Regions from separate parts of the Homo sapiens genome. Here region 2 is linked to region 1. A link is a loop called in an ENCODE intact Hi-C map of the cell type or tissue named here. Cell type or tissue: heart left ventricle. All regions are shown on one strand. Each heading gives the region's core, and the rest is flanking DNA. Links, peaks and the distances in the headings are about the cores only.

Region 1 (7,691 bases), core at 1,577-6,576:
TATGTAATTCTAATAAGAACCGTTGGCCGGGCGCAGTGGCTCACGCCTGTAATCCCAGCACTTTGGGAGGCCGAGATGGGCGGATCACGAGGTCAGGAGATCGAGACCATCCTGGCTAACACGGTGAAACCGCATCTCTACTAAAAAAATTCAAAAAATTAGCCGGGCGTGGTGGCGGGCGCCTGTAGTCCCAGCTAATCGGGAGGCTGAGGCAGGAGAATGGCGTGAACCTGGGAGGCGGAGCTTGTAGTGAGCTGAGATCGTGCCACTGCACCCCAGCCTGGGTGACAGAGTGAGACTCCATCTCAAAAAAAAAAAAAAACAAAACAAAAAAAAAACAAAAAAACCCTCTGCAATAAGTGCTGTTCTATTCCTATTTTATTGATAAAGAATCAAGAAACCAAAATTCTACAGTATGTATTGGTGTATACAAAGAGAATGGAATGCACATAAACTCGAGGATATCACAGAATTAGTATCCTAAATCCTAGGACAAGGATGTTGAAAAGTATTTAGTAGACACAGAAGACAATGAAGTTTATAAATTTGATACAAACAGGAAAGTGAGTATAACAAAAAGCATATTCACAAACTCTAATAGGTGGTTGGCTTGGCTTAAGGAACTCTAAAATAACCAGCTATGTTTGTTTTGCATGTTTTCTTAACTTATTGCTCCTTGGTGTGCTGAAAAGCTTTTAAATCTCTGTGGTACTTATGCACTGTGGAAAGAGCTTGGCCTTGGGCAGCTTCCATCTTTGAGAGAAATTGTCTGCAGAGATCTGACATATTGGTTTCACATATATTATGTTACCGCCACTCTAAACGTAAGTAAAATGAACACATGAACAGATGACAGCAATGATGATAATATTTTTGGAACAACAGCAATATTCTGTGCTTTGATTGGACAGAATTGAGCTTGACATGGATCATATTTCCCCTTTTAAAGTTAACTTATGTTTTTCTTTTCATTCTGCCTAGAAGAAAGCAGCTAAAATAGCAGTCAGCACTCTCCTAGCATTTGGCTGGTGATGGTGGACTGTTTATTTGGTTTTAAGAAATATATTTTAACTGTGGCTGTCAGTAAAATAGAGACCTTAGCATACCACAGGCACCCACACTATGAACCACAGACCACGGAAAAGCACTTAGTAGTTATATGTAATCAAATTTGTGCCATCTGATACAGAAGAGTGCCTCACTATTTATGGGAGCACTATAACACATCTTTTATAAACCGAGAATCTATTTGTAGTGTGAATGGTCTCTTACTCTGTTTTAAAGTTTGATTTTTTTGTGTAGATGTGGTCTTCCTCAAGTAAGACACTTTTGGAAAGTAAACCTAAGGTAATCAAACATAATGAACATTCATTCATTCATTCAACAATGAAGATATCTGTATTAAGGACTATGCTGGGTAAGTGATTGCAAGGAGGAAGTGCTTTAATGCCCCTCAGGTACTCGACTAAGGCCAGGGAGGAGAGAAGAATTCTGATGTGTTACATATTCTTTTCCTGCAAAGTCAAAAATGAAACAAACGTCTTTTCTTCTGTAACATATCTATCCAATAACTTCTTGAAGGCAATGTTTTCTTCTGTAACACAGCTATCCAATAACTTCAAAAGGCAATCTTTTTAAAATCTCCTTCCCACATATAACACACAGCACAAAAATGTGATGAATTTGTGTTGTCACGAAATATCAAAAATGTCAATGAGGAGAACTTGACAAGTCCCGGGGATCTGAATGCCCGGAGTCCTAAACTGTACCTAGAGTCTTGCAGCGTCATAGCCAGAAGGGACTTGCGATTCTTGTGCCCACTCCACTCTACGGTCCCGTTCCCTCTTTCGTTTTTCAGAGGAAGAAACTAGTGTTCAGAAAGGTAGGGGAAGGATCTGAAACTGGAGCTAGGCTTTTTGATCTTCAAACTTTTTAGGTGATTTGCTGGATGAGTCTGCTCCTCCTCTTTTGCAGGCAGGAAAGCTGTATAGAATGACAAACTTTGGGTTTCAGGGGATGTTCTCTCGTTCTCTTTTAGTTAAACTTATTATAAATAACTCGTAAGCAGAAGGTGTGGTGGCAATGGATGATGGACGGTAAAAAGAACTTCCCCAAAGGCTGGGCGCGGTGGCTCACGCCTGTAATCCCAGCAGTTTGGAAGACCGAGGCGGACGGATCACTTGAGTTCTGGAGTTCGAGACCAGCATGGCCAACATGGTGAAACCCTGTTTCTACTAAAAATACAAAAAATTAGCCGGGTGTGGTGGCGAGACCCTGTAATCCCAGCTACTTGGGAGGCTGAGGCAGGAGAATCGCTTGAACCTGGGAGGCGGAGGTTGCAGTGAGCCAAGATCGTGCCACTGCACTCCAGCCTGCCTGGGCGACAGAGTGAGACTCGGACACACACACACACACACACACACACACACACACACACACAAAAGAACTTCTCTAAAGACAGCCCGAACAGACCCACTCGGGGTTCAGGGAATTTGCTCTTCCCTTGGTCCTTAACTGACCTACCACTCCCCAATAACTGCGCTCAGCCACTCTTAGGATTTGGCGGGTGGACAGGCGAAACTGCGGATCCCAGGATGCAGTTCCCCCCTTCATCACCTGTGTAGCCCGGTCGCTACCCTCACTGCATTCTGGGAAATGTAGTTTCTTATCAGTAACGACAACGTCTAGGAAACGTTTGGCCGTCAGGTTGGAGGGATCCGCCCCTCCACTGGCCCCGCCCCAGGTTGCTTAGGAGATAAGAGACGCCGAATCTTGGTACTTACGTTCCTGCCGGGCAGGACAGGTGCATAGGGAACTCCTCAGAGGTCTGTACCTCGAGGGCTCCCATGGATAGCCTTGACAGATCCTGCCAGGACTGGTGCGACAGGAAGCAACACTGGTTGGAGATCGGACCACCGGACTTGGTGGAGCGCAAGGGCTCCCTGACCCTCCGCTCCCATCACAAGAAATACTCGAAGCCGGTGTTGGTGTATTCCTGGTGAGCGAAGTCCCCTCGCAAGTTCCCGGGTGCTGCGGGGAGGAAAGAGAGGGGAAAGGATGGAACAGGAAAGGAAAGGAGAGTCAGAGAGAGGGGACAGGAGTGGAGACGACAGAGGAAACGGAAAAAAGAATGAGAAAAGTGGGGGAGAAATGTAGAGAAAGAAGGAAATGAGAAGAAAGGTGAGAAAAAGATGAGACGAGAGAGGAATGGGAAGGAGGAAAAGAGAGAAAAGAAAGAAAAGGGAAAGAAATATTTTCAAAGGAGAAATAGAGAGAGTGGGAGAGAGGGTTGGAGCAGAGAGGAGGAAATAGGAGAGCCTTTCAGGGGCAGCTCCCAGCCACACACTGGGCCACGCAGCAGCCAAATCCCCGCCACCTGAGGTTTTAGCTCATTCACACAGAGCGGGTGTGTATAAATAGGGGGTGAAAAGGGGGTGCTGTCAGAGGCCTGGAAATCACATTTCTGACACAGGCACTTACTCATAAAAGGAATTAGAGGCCAGGGGCACAGCAGGAGGGAGATGCCTATTTAGAGGACCAGCCTCCAGGGCTGCCACTTCCTGGGGGTAGGGTGTACATGGAGTGATTTGAACGAGGCCCCTCATATTTTCTAGGCTACATACAAGAACTTTTCTGGCCAGAGACTGCAAACTGGCATCTCCCACTGGTTAAGGCCAACAGACATTGTTTGGCATGAGCTCTGTTTACTTTTTTTTTTTTTCATTTTAATTAGTTGGCCACATTTAAAACTAGGAGATTCACAGTAAATCCAGGGTTGTATCTTTGAAAATTTGAAAGTCTTGGCCAGAGAGGATTTTATTTCTCTGGGGAACTATGAATGTACCAGAGCTGAGCACTGGCTACACCTTAAGATGGGTGTTGTTCTGTCTTTAGGAACTTCCCTCGTGTAAGTTCTTGCTTGGCCCCAAGAAGCATTTGGTTTACTTCTTGTGCTTTAGAACTTGACCTGGAAATTCACTTTCTCTTATTAAATATCACAGTGACCAATAGCAACACTGTGATGTATAACTGGAAGAAAAGTGGAAACTTTTAGGACTTTTCAAATTCTTTCCCTTGAATTAACTTTCCTGGCTCTGCTGTTGATAGTAATTACATTTGGAGTGGTTGGAATATTTGGGAGGGGCGTGAAGAAAAAAAAGAAATGAAAAGAAGTCACAAATCTTGTCTACTTTATGTTTTTGCTTTTGAAAGAAATGAGTGATTTTGACTCTAGCCCTAAGGCTAAGCCCGACTTCATCCCATTCATTCATGTAATATATGCGACCCCTGCAGTTTCTGTCTTGCAAACTTTCTAAAGCCTATTCCCTGCTTTCCAACAAGTTTACCTTTCTGCTTTTACTTCTCAACCCTGAAACTGTCTCTCTTCCTCCTTTGAACTCAGTATGAGAAGTTATACAGATTTGGAATCCAAAACTACACTGGGAAACAGAACATCCTCTTTTAGCCTCATATAGGGCTTACCTCATAGCTCTCAAGCAAAACACTTAGCTCTTCTGTGACTCTGTTACCCCACAGAGATTTGAGTCATACCATAAATCACCACTAGAAGTTATTGTTAAAGAGAAAGACTTTTTGCAAAGGGACAGTGCTTCTGCTCTCTGCTGCACCACTATTACTTTGAAAATTGCATTGTGAAAGTTACAGACATCAATAGCAAAACCACAGAAGAACACAAATGAGAAGAAGGTGAGGAACCTGGTGAGGAGAGAAGGATAGTGGAACGCTGTAAGTCATTCCAGCCGCTGCTGAAAATATAGCGGGACCTCATGCGTTGGTTTTAGAAGGAAGGCTGGGGAACAGGAAGACTTAAATTCAACCCAACATACATTTGTGTGTCATGCACTTTGCTACATGTTGGGGACATAGAGGTAGAGAAACAGATTCAATGAGATAAATTTTATAAAGCATTTAGCATCATTCTAGGAAAATCATAAGTTGTCAATAATATAGGGTAGCTGTATGAGTACATTTTCATACAGCTATAAATAAATACTGGAGACTGGGTAATTTATAAAGGAAAGAGGTTTAATTGACTTACAGTTCAGCAGGTCTTGGGAGGCCTCAGGAAACTTACAACCATGGTGGAAGGCAAAGGCAAAGCAAGCACCTTCTTCACAAGGCAGCAGGAGAGAGAAGGGTGAAGGAGGAACTTCGAAACGCTGATAAAACCATCAAATCTTTTGAGAACTCACTCACTATCATGATAGCATGGGGACAACTGCTCTCATGATCCAATCACCTACCTCCCTTGACACATGGGGACTACAGGTCCCTCCCGATGTGGGGATTACAAATCAAGATGAGATTTGGGTGGGGACACAGAGTCAAACCGTATCAGTAGCTAACACTATTGATTTAGCATAGCATAATGGTTAAAACTCGGGCTCTAGGTTTGAAAACTAACTCTCTTGCTGTGTGTTGCGGCAAGTGACTTGACTGCTCTGGGCCTGTTTCTGCAACTGTAAAATGGGGATGATAGGATTATTATAAGATTACATGAGGTATGATATGTAAAACACCCTTTAACACATGGCCTGCCACATATTAAGAACAGTAGAAGTTAGTTTCGCTCACGTGCATTTGAAGAGACCACCAAACAGGCTCTGTGTGAGCAACAAGGCTGTTTATTTCACCTGGGTGCAGGCGGGCTGAGTCTGAAAAGAGAGTCAGTGAAGGGAGATAAGGGTGGGGCCGTTTTATAGGATTTGGATAGATAAAGGAAAATTACAGTCAAATGGGATTTGTTCTCTGGCGGGCAGGAGTGGGGGTCACAAGATGCTCAGTGGTGGAGCTTTTTGAGCCAGGATGAGCCAGGAGAAGGAATTTCACAAGATAATCTCATCAGTTAAGGCAGGAACAGGCCATTTTCACTTCTTTTGTGGTGGAATGTCATCAGTTAAGGCAGGAACTGGCCATCTAGATGTGTACGTGCAGGTCACCGGCGATATGATGGCTTAGTTTGGGCTCAGAGGCCTGACAGTTAGTTATATGTATTAGGACATGGCCATTGACCTCAAGGAGCTCCATAGGGCAGAAAAGGAGAATAATATCAATAAATTCAGTATCATCTGATTTTTGCAAAAAAGAAATGATTATAAGAAGCAGAGGTAATGGTGTGGTGGGGAGGTTGGTTCCTGAGCAGGGTTTTGAACTAAGGATAGGGACAAAAAAGAACAGGCAAGTGCAGTGGAATAGTAAAGAACAGCCCCACAGGAAACAGAATTCTTTTTCAATAGTTGACAAATACAGTTGATCCTTATTATTTCCGGATTCTGTGTTTGTAAATTCACCCACTTGCTACGATTTATTTGTAAGTCAAAATTAATACTTGATGCACTTTTGTGGTCATTTGTAGACATTCTCAGAGCGGAAAAAAGGCAAAAAAATTTGAGTTGCCCTACGTGCATGTTCCCAACTGAGGTCAAACAAAGCAAGCAACGCTCTGCCTTTTTGTTTCAGCTCTCATACTGTAAACAAGTATCCTTTTCATGTTCTATTTAATGCTTTTTTTTTTTTTTGCATTTCGTGCTTTTTGTTTGCTATATGGTAAAATGGCCCCTAAGCATCATGCTAAGCACAAGAAGACTGTGACACACCTTACAGAGGAAATGCATGCATTAGAAAGCTTCATTCAGGTTTAAATTATAGTGTAGTTGGCAGTGATTTCAATGTTAATGAATCAACAATACACGTTATGTAAGGTGTTTTTAAACTGAAACACACATAATACAAGGTTATGTCTTGACTGACAAAAATATTGTGACCAGAGGCTCACAGAAACCTAACCTTGTATTTCTGTATTTGCTAATTGAGTGTTTGAGGCAAGTTTATAGAATATAAAGATAGCAAGAATTGACTGTGAAATGTGAGAAGCACTAGCATTTTCTGTGCTGACTGTATTGCTGGCATACTTGTTCTTCCGTATCCAACCAGTCACCAAGATTTGTCCTACAAAGCTGAATAAAATTCAGGTTGTGTAAAATTCTAAATTGAATGATGTCATTGACTTATTTTTATGCATTTTGGTCATAATTGTTAGCTTTCTATTGATTTGTTTTATGATAGATTAAATTTTTATTAAATTTTAATATCTTTTATTAGTGATTTCTTATTTAATTGATGAACACTTAATATCTATAAACACACCATTAGCATGGCTTCTCAACAGAGTATTTAATCAGTTAAGTGACTGTACATATAGGTACAAAATAAAATCTGTATCTGGGAGAAATTCTGACTTTCCTCTGATAACACAGTTCAAACATTTAGATATTTTTTCCTGTGTTTCTCTTTATCTGGCATGTGATACAGAGCTATTTGACCTCATTACTCATATTAAAATCCGTTGTGTATAATAGACGTGATAAAGTAATATCTCCAAAATCCTTTTTAGGGGATACCTTTGGTTCGTTACTAGGATAAAACATTGCCAAAGAGCCACCTCTTCCTTGCAACTGAAGTGGTCGATAGAGCCATATCACCCTTATCACACCTTGATGCTTCTGAGCCAGAGATGCCTTTTCTAGGAATTATTTTACCCCACTTATTCCTGTAGCATTTATGGAGCCATATCATCAGGTGATTCCATTAGAACTGAACTAAGGGGAAATATTTTCTGTTAGGATATCTTCCCACTCATTGGAATGATGAAATACTAAGAACCACAGCAA
Region 2 (7,691 bases), core at 985-5,984, 50 kb before region 1:
TTCATTGGTCAAAAATTAGGTATGCTAGTTATGTATTGTTGTGTAACAAATAAACCTCAAGCTTAGTGGCTTAAAACAATATTATTATTTCTGGCAGTTCTGTGGATTGACTGGGACCAACTGGGCAGTTGTTGGTTAGTGTCATGCAGTTACAGAAAGATAATGGCTGGGGCTGAAGTCATCAAAAGCCTTGACTGGCCTAGATGTCTGATTGTTTCTTTACTCACATGTCTGGTGCCGTGGTGCTTCTTGTTCTCTCTTTTCAACTGGCATCTCATGCTCCAGGGCTTTTCAGTGCATAGTGAGCTCAGGAAATTATACACAGCAGCTAACTTCCAAGAGGCAGGAAATGAGAGCTCAGGTTGGTTAAGGGTACAGCATCAATTTTGCAATATCAAAATGGTCAAAGCGGTCACAGTACTTCCCCAGAATCAAGGGGATGGAGGAAGTCCCATGGGATAGTGTGAAGGTCACATTGCAGAAGAGAATACGGGATAGAAGGTGGTGCTTTGCCTGTCTTGAAAAGAAAACCTATCATGTGTTAATTGGGGTACTGTATTAGGCTGTTCCTGCATTGCTGAAAAGGAATACCTGAGGCTGGGTAATTTATAAAGGAAAGAGGTTTAATTCACTCATGATTCCACAGGCTTTACAGGAAGCATGATGCTGGCATCTGCTTGGTGTCTGGGGAGGCCCCAGGGAGCTTACGATCATGGAGAAGGCAAAAATGGAGCAGGTGTCTTACGTGGTGAGAGTGGGAGTAAGAGAGAAAAGGGGGAGGTTCCACACACTTCTAAACAACCAGATCTCATGTGAACTCAGAGCTACAGTTCCCTAATGAAGGGGATAGCACCAAACCATTCATGAGGGATCTGTCTCCCATGATCCAAACAACTCCCACCAGGCTCCACCGCCAACACTGGAGACCACATTTCTTTTTTAAAAAAACTGTTTTTATTTTTATTTTTTCTGAATACATAGTAGTTATATGTATATATTAATGAGGTAGGAAATGACATTTCAACATGAGATTTAAAGGGCACACATATCCAAACCATATCAGGTATCATGACTGTAAACAAGGCATTCAGTATATCTATGGATAGTGATGAAGAAACTGGGGCAGGAAAACGTCAAATTGCTGTCCTGATGATGGAAGAATCCATTGTAAACAACCTGCCATCAGGTAGCTTGTCGGTTACTTTTGGTCCCTGTTGTTGAAAGCTTGGGCACCTAGCAATGACTCTAACAAGATCAGCTTTGCATGGGGGTTGGAGGGGGAATAAAACCTGCATTATTGCGCATAGGTATAATCTCTATGGCCACTATCATCATGAGCCCATAAAGCAAACATTGTCATGGCTAGGGAAAGAGGCTGAGTATCAGCCGTCGAATAGAACACTTTGTCCTGATTATTGAACATTTTCTGCAATGGATGGCCTTTTTTGAGCATTCATATGGAACACAAATAACACCAGAATCTATGCCTATTCAGAGAGGTCTCTCCTCATACCTCTTCCCCAAACTTCTTTATCATCAATTACCAAATTTTGCTAATTCCTGTATAATTAGTTCATACATTGTATTAGTCAGGGTTCTCTTAGAGGGAGAGAACTAATAGGATATATTATATCCTATAGGATATAATATATCCTATTAATATATATATATACTGAGAGAGACAGGAGTTTATTAAGTATTAACTTACATGATCGCAAGCTCCCATAATAGGCTGTCTGAAGCTGAGGAGAAAGGAAGCCAGTCTGAGTCCCAAAACTGAAGAATTTGGAGTCCGATGTTCAAGGGCAAGAAGCACCCAGCACAGGAGAAAGATGTAGACTAGGAGGCTAGGCCCATCTTGTCCTTTGAGTTTTTTTCCTGCCTGCTTTATATTCGCTGGCAGCTGATTAGGTTGTGCCCACCAGATTAAGGGTGGGTCTGCCTTTCCCAGCCCACAGACTCAAATATTAATCTCCTTTGGCAACATCCTCACAGACACACCCAGGGGATCAATACTTTGTATCCTTCAATCCAATCAAGTTGACATTCAGTATCAACTGTCACATAAATATACCAGAGTCCCTGACTATCTAAGCAAACTGTTAGCCACTGTCCATGAATCAATGTTGACCTACTCCTCTGCCATGTCTCTTTTTAGTCTAAGTGGACTGCTAGATATACAGTCTGAAGTTCTGCCTACTTGGAGAATCTCCCTTCTCAGTTTTTAAAGACTATTTCTGAGTGAGGCTGTCATGCTAAAGCCATCCACTTTTGGGTAGTACCAACATATTGTGGAGAGCTGTTTGGAAACAAAACGAGGCCCAAATTTTCTCTTCCTCAGTCACATGTCATAGAGAATTCTCCATGAGGCCATATATGTAGATCGAGGGAGAGATATCAATGCAATAGGAGTAAGTACAGTCATTCCTCAGTATCTGTGGAGGATTGTTTCCAGGATCCCTGTGGATACCAAAATCTGTACATGCTCATGTCGCTTATATAAAATGGCACAATTTTTGTATATATCCTATGCACATCTTCCTATATAGTTTGCTTTCATTTTGTTTTTTGGTTTTTTTGAGATGGAGTTTCGCTCTTGTTACCCAGGCTGGAGTGCAATGGTGCAATATCGGCTCACTACAACCTCCACCTCCCGGATCCAAGCGATTCTCCTGCCTCAGCCTCCCAAGTAGCTGGGATTACAGGCACGTGCCACTACTTCCAGCTAATTTTTTGTATTTTTAGTAGAGACGGGGTTTCACCATGTTGGCCAAGCTGGTCTCAAACTCCTGACCTCAGATGATCCACCTTCCTTGGCTTCCCAAGTGCTGGGATTATAGGTGTGAGCCACCGCACCCAGCCTATACTTTAAATCATCTCTAGATTACTTCAAATACCTAATAAGATGTAAATGCTATGTAAATGGTTGTGATACTATATTGATTCTTTTAATCTGTATTATGTTTTTATTTTTTCTGAATATTTTTGATGATCATTGAGTTGAATCCAGGAATGCAGAACCCACTGATACTGAAGGTGTCTGGGTCACTTACTCTTGCAACTTGTGTCTTTGGGAACTGTTTGAGCCTGATCTTGTATATCTCATTTACAGCATTGTGGTCCTGAGTCAGGTAACACCGTAGCTCTCTATGGAAAGCTCATGTCACATGACTAGTTAGTGTTTCTTAGTCAGATATTCAGTCCTGGGGGCCCAATAGCAACCCCAGAACGGTTTCTCAAAAGTGTAATGCTTATCAACGAAAAGGGTTGGCTTTTCCCCCAAAACCCAAGGGGTATTGCCATGGCATTTTTTATTTGCTACTGTTAGAACATTTCAATGTGCTCTTTCAGCACCATTCAATCTGCTGAGTCATGTGGCCCAAGATCAGCTTGCGTAGAAGCTTAGAGCTGCCACAGAAGCTTCTGTTGCTCTGGAATCCATTCAAATCTATGGGTTACTCAGTAAGTGACTCAAAGTAGAACATTCAACTAGGGTATATGTCACAATTTGAATCCAAAGTGGCCCTTGTGTCTCCTTCTCAGTGGTAGAGTGTGCAAGATGAAGCAACTTGCCCTTCACCTTGGTAGAAATGTGCCATGCCTCAACTAATGGACTCCTAGAAACTTCACTAAGGTGGCAGGCCCTTGAATGTTTTAAGGGTTTATCTTCCATCCTCTGTCATGCATGTGTCTAGCAAGATATCTAGGGTACTTCCGGCTAATTCCTGCACACAAAGTTGAATCCCTCAAAGTAATAAAGGAGTAAAAGCCCTCATTATATTCTCATAGACTCCTTTATATATCAAATGCATTTAAACAGTTGTCTAATTAGTTCCATATCTTTATCCATCTACAGAGTGTAAATTTCACAAGGGCTGGAACTGTATTTCTCCTGTTTATTTTATGTACCACTGTGTATGTTGCATTGCAATATAGTGGGCTCTGAGTACTTAAATGGATGGATGGATGAAAGGAAAGGATGGGAAACAATAGGGAAGGGTAGAATAACCTACATGTATAAATGTAATAAAGAAATAGTAGAGGAAGTCACTTGGAATTTAGTCAGAGGCCTAATCATGAGGAACCTTGAGGCCATATTTTGGCAGTGCCAAGGTGGGCGGATCACTAGGTCAGGAGTTCAAGACCAGCCTGGCCAACATTGTGAAACCACATCTCTACTAAAAATACAAAAATTAGCTGGCTGTGGTGGCATGTGTTTGTAATCCCAGCTACTTGGGAGGCTCAGGCAGGAGAATCGCTTGAACCCGGGAGGCAGAGGTTGCAGTGAGCCAAGATTGCACCACTGCACTCCAGCCTGGGCGACAGAGCAAGACTCTGTCTCAAAAAAATAAAAAATAAAAAATAAAAAATTCTGAAGAGTTAGAGCCATTGAAAGCATTTTTGCTTCTTTGTTGAAATCCGCTCATTCTTCAAGAGTGTTCTTATTAACTTATACATTGTTTTAGTTATACAAAAATATATAAATGCACACACACACACACACACACATATATATGCTTCTACACTCCTGGGTTTTATCACATAACAAAATGAGATAATCCATTTCATCTTTATTGTTGTTTCCCTGGTACCTGGTACAGTTCCTGAATATAGTAAGCACTGCAAATGTAGTGCTGAGTCAGCTGAACAAACAAAGACCCAATTCCATTGCCACCTTTCCCATGAAGTCTTCATTAATCACCTCAGTTCGAAATGCTCTCCTAGAAATAGGAATGCTTTTACACTATTGGTGGGAGTGTAAATTAGTTCAACCATTATGGAAGACAGTGTGGTGATTCCTCAAGGATCTAGAACCAGAAATAGACCCAACAATCCCATTACTGGGTATGTACCCAAAGGTTTATCAATCATTCTACTATAAAGATACATGCACACATATGTTTATTTCAGCACTATTCACAATAGCAAAGACTTGGAACCAACCCTAATGCCCATCAACAATAGACTGGATAAAGAAAATGTAGCACATATACACCATGGATAAAGAAAATATGGCACATACACACCATGGAATACTATGCAGCCATAAAAAAAAATGTGTTCATGTCCTTTGCAGGGACATGGATGAAGCTGGAAACCATTATTCTAAGCAAACTAACACAGGAACAAAAAACCAAACACCATTGATTCTCATTCATAATTGAGAGTTGAACAATGAGAACATATGGGCACAGGGAGGTGAACATCACACACCAGGGCCTGTCGTGGTGTGGAGGGTAAGGAGAGGGATAGCATAAGGAGAAATACCTAATGCAGATGATAGGTTCATCGGTGCAGCAATCCACCATGGCACATGTATACCTATGTAACAAACCTGCACGTTCTGCACATATATTCCAGAACTTAAAAAGTATAACAATGAAAAAAAAAAAAGAAAAAAGAAATGCTTTCCTATAATCTTGGACTCCACTGTACTTTTATAGCCTTTGTTTGGCACTTTTCATATATGACCTTGTTTTACAGTTATTTTTGTAAATCTCTAATATCTTTTTCTAAGTTGAAGTCATTGTCAGATTCATTTTTGTAACCCAACAACATGGTACAGTTCCTTATATGAGGCAGATATTAAGTATATATGTATTGAATGAAAAAAAGAGACAATGTATTTACTTTTTTATGGTTCATGTTATGAGTAGCAAAGAATTAATGTAATGAGAATCATAATTCTTAAAATTTGTCATCAATTTTCACAATTACCGTAGATATATTTTATTCTCTAATTCGATGTTATTTTTTCACCAATTGTGTGAGCGTGGAGAATATAGGAAAACCTTCATTTTGTAAAAAGTTATAAATAATTATGTAAGTCTTTTTAAAATTATTTTTTAAATTGAGATAGTCCCAAAACATAAAATTCACCCTTTGAAGCATGTAATTTAGTGGTTTTTAGTGTATTAACAAGATTATACAACCATTACCACTAATTCCAGAATATTTTGTTTTCTTTTTTTCTTTTTCTTTTTTTTTCCTGAGACAGATTCACCGTCTGTCACCCAGGCTAGGGTGCAGCAGGGCGATTTTGGCTCACTGCAACCTCTGCCTCCCGAGTTTGAGCAATTCTTCTTGCCTCAGCCTCCCGAGTAGCTGGGACTACAGGCGCCTGCCAACACGCCTGGCTAATTTTTGTATTTTTAGTAGAGACGGGGTTTCACCATGTTGGCCAGGCTGTTCTCGAACTCCTGACCTCAGGTGATTCACCCGCCTCAGCCTCCCAAAGTTCTGGAATTACAGGCTTAAGCCACTGCACCCAGCCAGAATATTTTCATTATTCTTCTCCTCCACTCTCCCCTTCCCCTGGACGTAGCTTTGATGAAGGTTCTTGCTTTGTCTCTTCAGACTGCTTTTTCTTGCCCTTTAGCTTGCCTTGTAATCTTTTGCTAAAAACTTCGTATAATGTATGGGATAATAGAAAAGTTATAATGGTAATGTGGCCAGAAGCTGGGCTGTGTTTAATGTTTGCTGAAACCGTAAGCGCCAGTGGATTCAGTTTCCTCAGGTGTACTTGTATCTTTCTTCCTTGTTATCTTTAGGTTTTCCTAAGAACTTCTTAGATAGAATCTGTGGCCTGTCACTTTTTTAGTTGAAATCTACTGGTATAAACTGGAGCCTTGCAGGTGTGGTGGTAAGGTCCTATGGGAAAGGAATCTATAATTTTGTGATTAACTCTTAAGTCATTTAGTGGGCCTGAGTCCTTGGGCTTTGACCTTCAGTAGTGCTTCTTAGCCTTTTACATTTCTTCTCTTAGGTGAGATAGGGAAGCTAAGGGGCTGGGATCGGGTAATTGCCCTTTCTTTGGTCAAAAGACCTGGTAACATCATTTCATTTGGAGCATTGGTTCTTACTATGAAGATTGCTTTGGGTATATTTCAACATGCCCCTCCCCTTGACTAAAATGTGAAGGTGTTGTTCTGGGGTCATCTCCATGAAAGCCTGGTGTGGTTGCTGGAAGTAAAATACATAAAAGTGTGGGAGACCCCTAAGACTGGGCCCCTAAGGATTTTCTTAGTTTAGAGCAAGTCCACATTCAGGCTCTAGCAGTTGGTCAAGATTACCACTTAAATGTTCATACCAGTTTATGGATTCAATGTCTTCTGCTCCAGGTAAGCTGTTATCAGCTGTGATTCTCTGTATTTTCTTCTCTCTAGATTTCTGCGTGGCAGTTTGTTCTGTGACCTTAATTTTTTAACAGGTCTAAGAAAAGTAATTGATTTTCAGTTTCACCTTTTGTCTTATTGTAAGGATGAGAGTGAAGACTTTGAAGCTTTTACATGTTGGAGCAGAAAGCAGAATTCTTCCAAACCTTTTATTAAAGGGCTAGATAGGACATATTTTAGACTTTGTGAGTCATATACTCTGTTCCAATTACTAACACCTACTGTTATAGCATGAATGCAGCCCTAGCAATGCAGAATGAATAAGAGGCTCTCTATTTTGCTGCTGTTTTCATTTATTTCTGTTCGATCTTTACTATTCCCTTCCTTTTATTTACTGTGGGTTTAGTTTTCACTACTTTTTCTAGTTTCTTCTTTTTGGCTACTTTTCATTTGAAAAAATTTTTATTTCAATAGTTTTGGGTGGACAGGTGGTTGCATGGAAAGGTTCTTTAGTGGTGATTTCTGAGATTTTGGTGCACCCATCACCTGAGCAGTGGACACTGCACCCAATATGTT

The links. A loop is a pair of places that touch in the nucleus more often than their neighbours do. Peaks named below come from ENCODE experiments on the same cell type or tissue, not always from the same donor. Only the 100,000 strongest peaks of a DNase experiment are listed, where the experiment ranks them.
Region 2: a loop joins it to region 1, with 7 times the contacts of the local background. A loop is called at or near these places in 8 of 110 quality-filtered maps.

What each region holds. Positions count from the first base shown.
Region 1 is chr9:69,818,034-69,825,724 of GRCh38, forward strand. CFAP95 (cilia and flagella associated protein 95) reads left to right here and starts at 2,784. Exons shown (of 6, transcript NM_001010940.3): 1 at 2,784-2,998. The coding sequence starts at 2,847. CFAP95-DT (CFAP95 divergent transcript) reads right to left here and starts at 2,706. Exons shown (of 2, transcript NR_038833.1): 1 at 2,617-2,706; 2 at 1,372-2,234. RefSeq lists a silencer at 2,700-2,759. In heart left ventricle, for the core only: no CTCF peak of the experiment used is centred there; no DNase peak of the experiment used is centred there; H3K4me3 peaks cover 333 bases; H3K27me3 peaks cover 2,679 bases.
Region 2 is chr9:69,768,820-69,776,510 of GRCh38, forward strand. All of the region lies in intron 1 of LOC105376076 (a long non-coding RNA gene), which reads left to right. Among named protein-coding and RNA genes, the nearest start is that of PTAR1, 13 kb to the left of the region's middle. In heart left ventricle, for the core only: no CTCF peak of the experiment used is centred there; no DNase peak of the experiment used is centred there.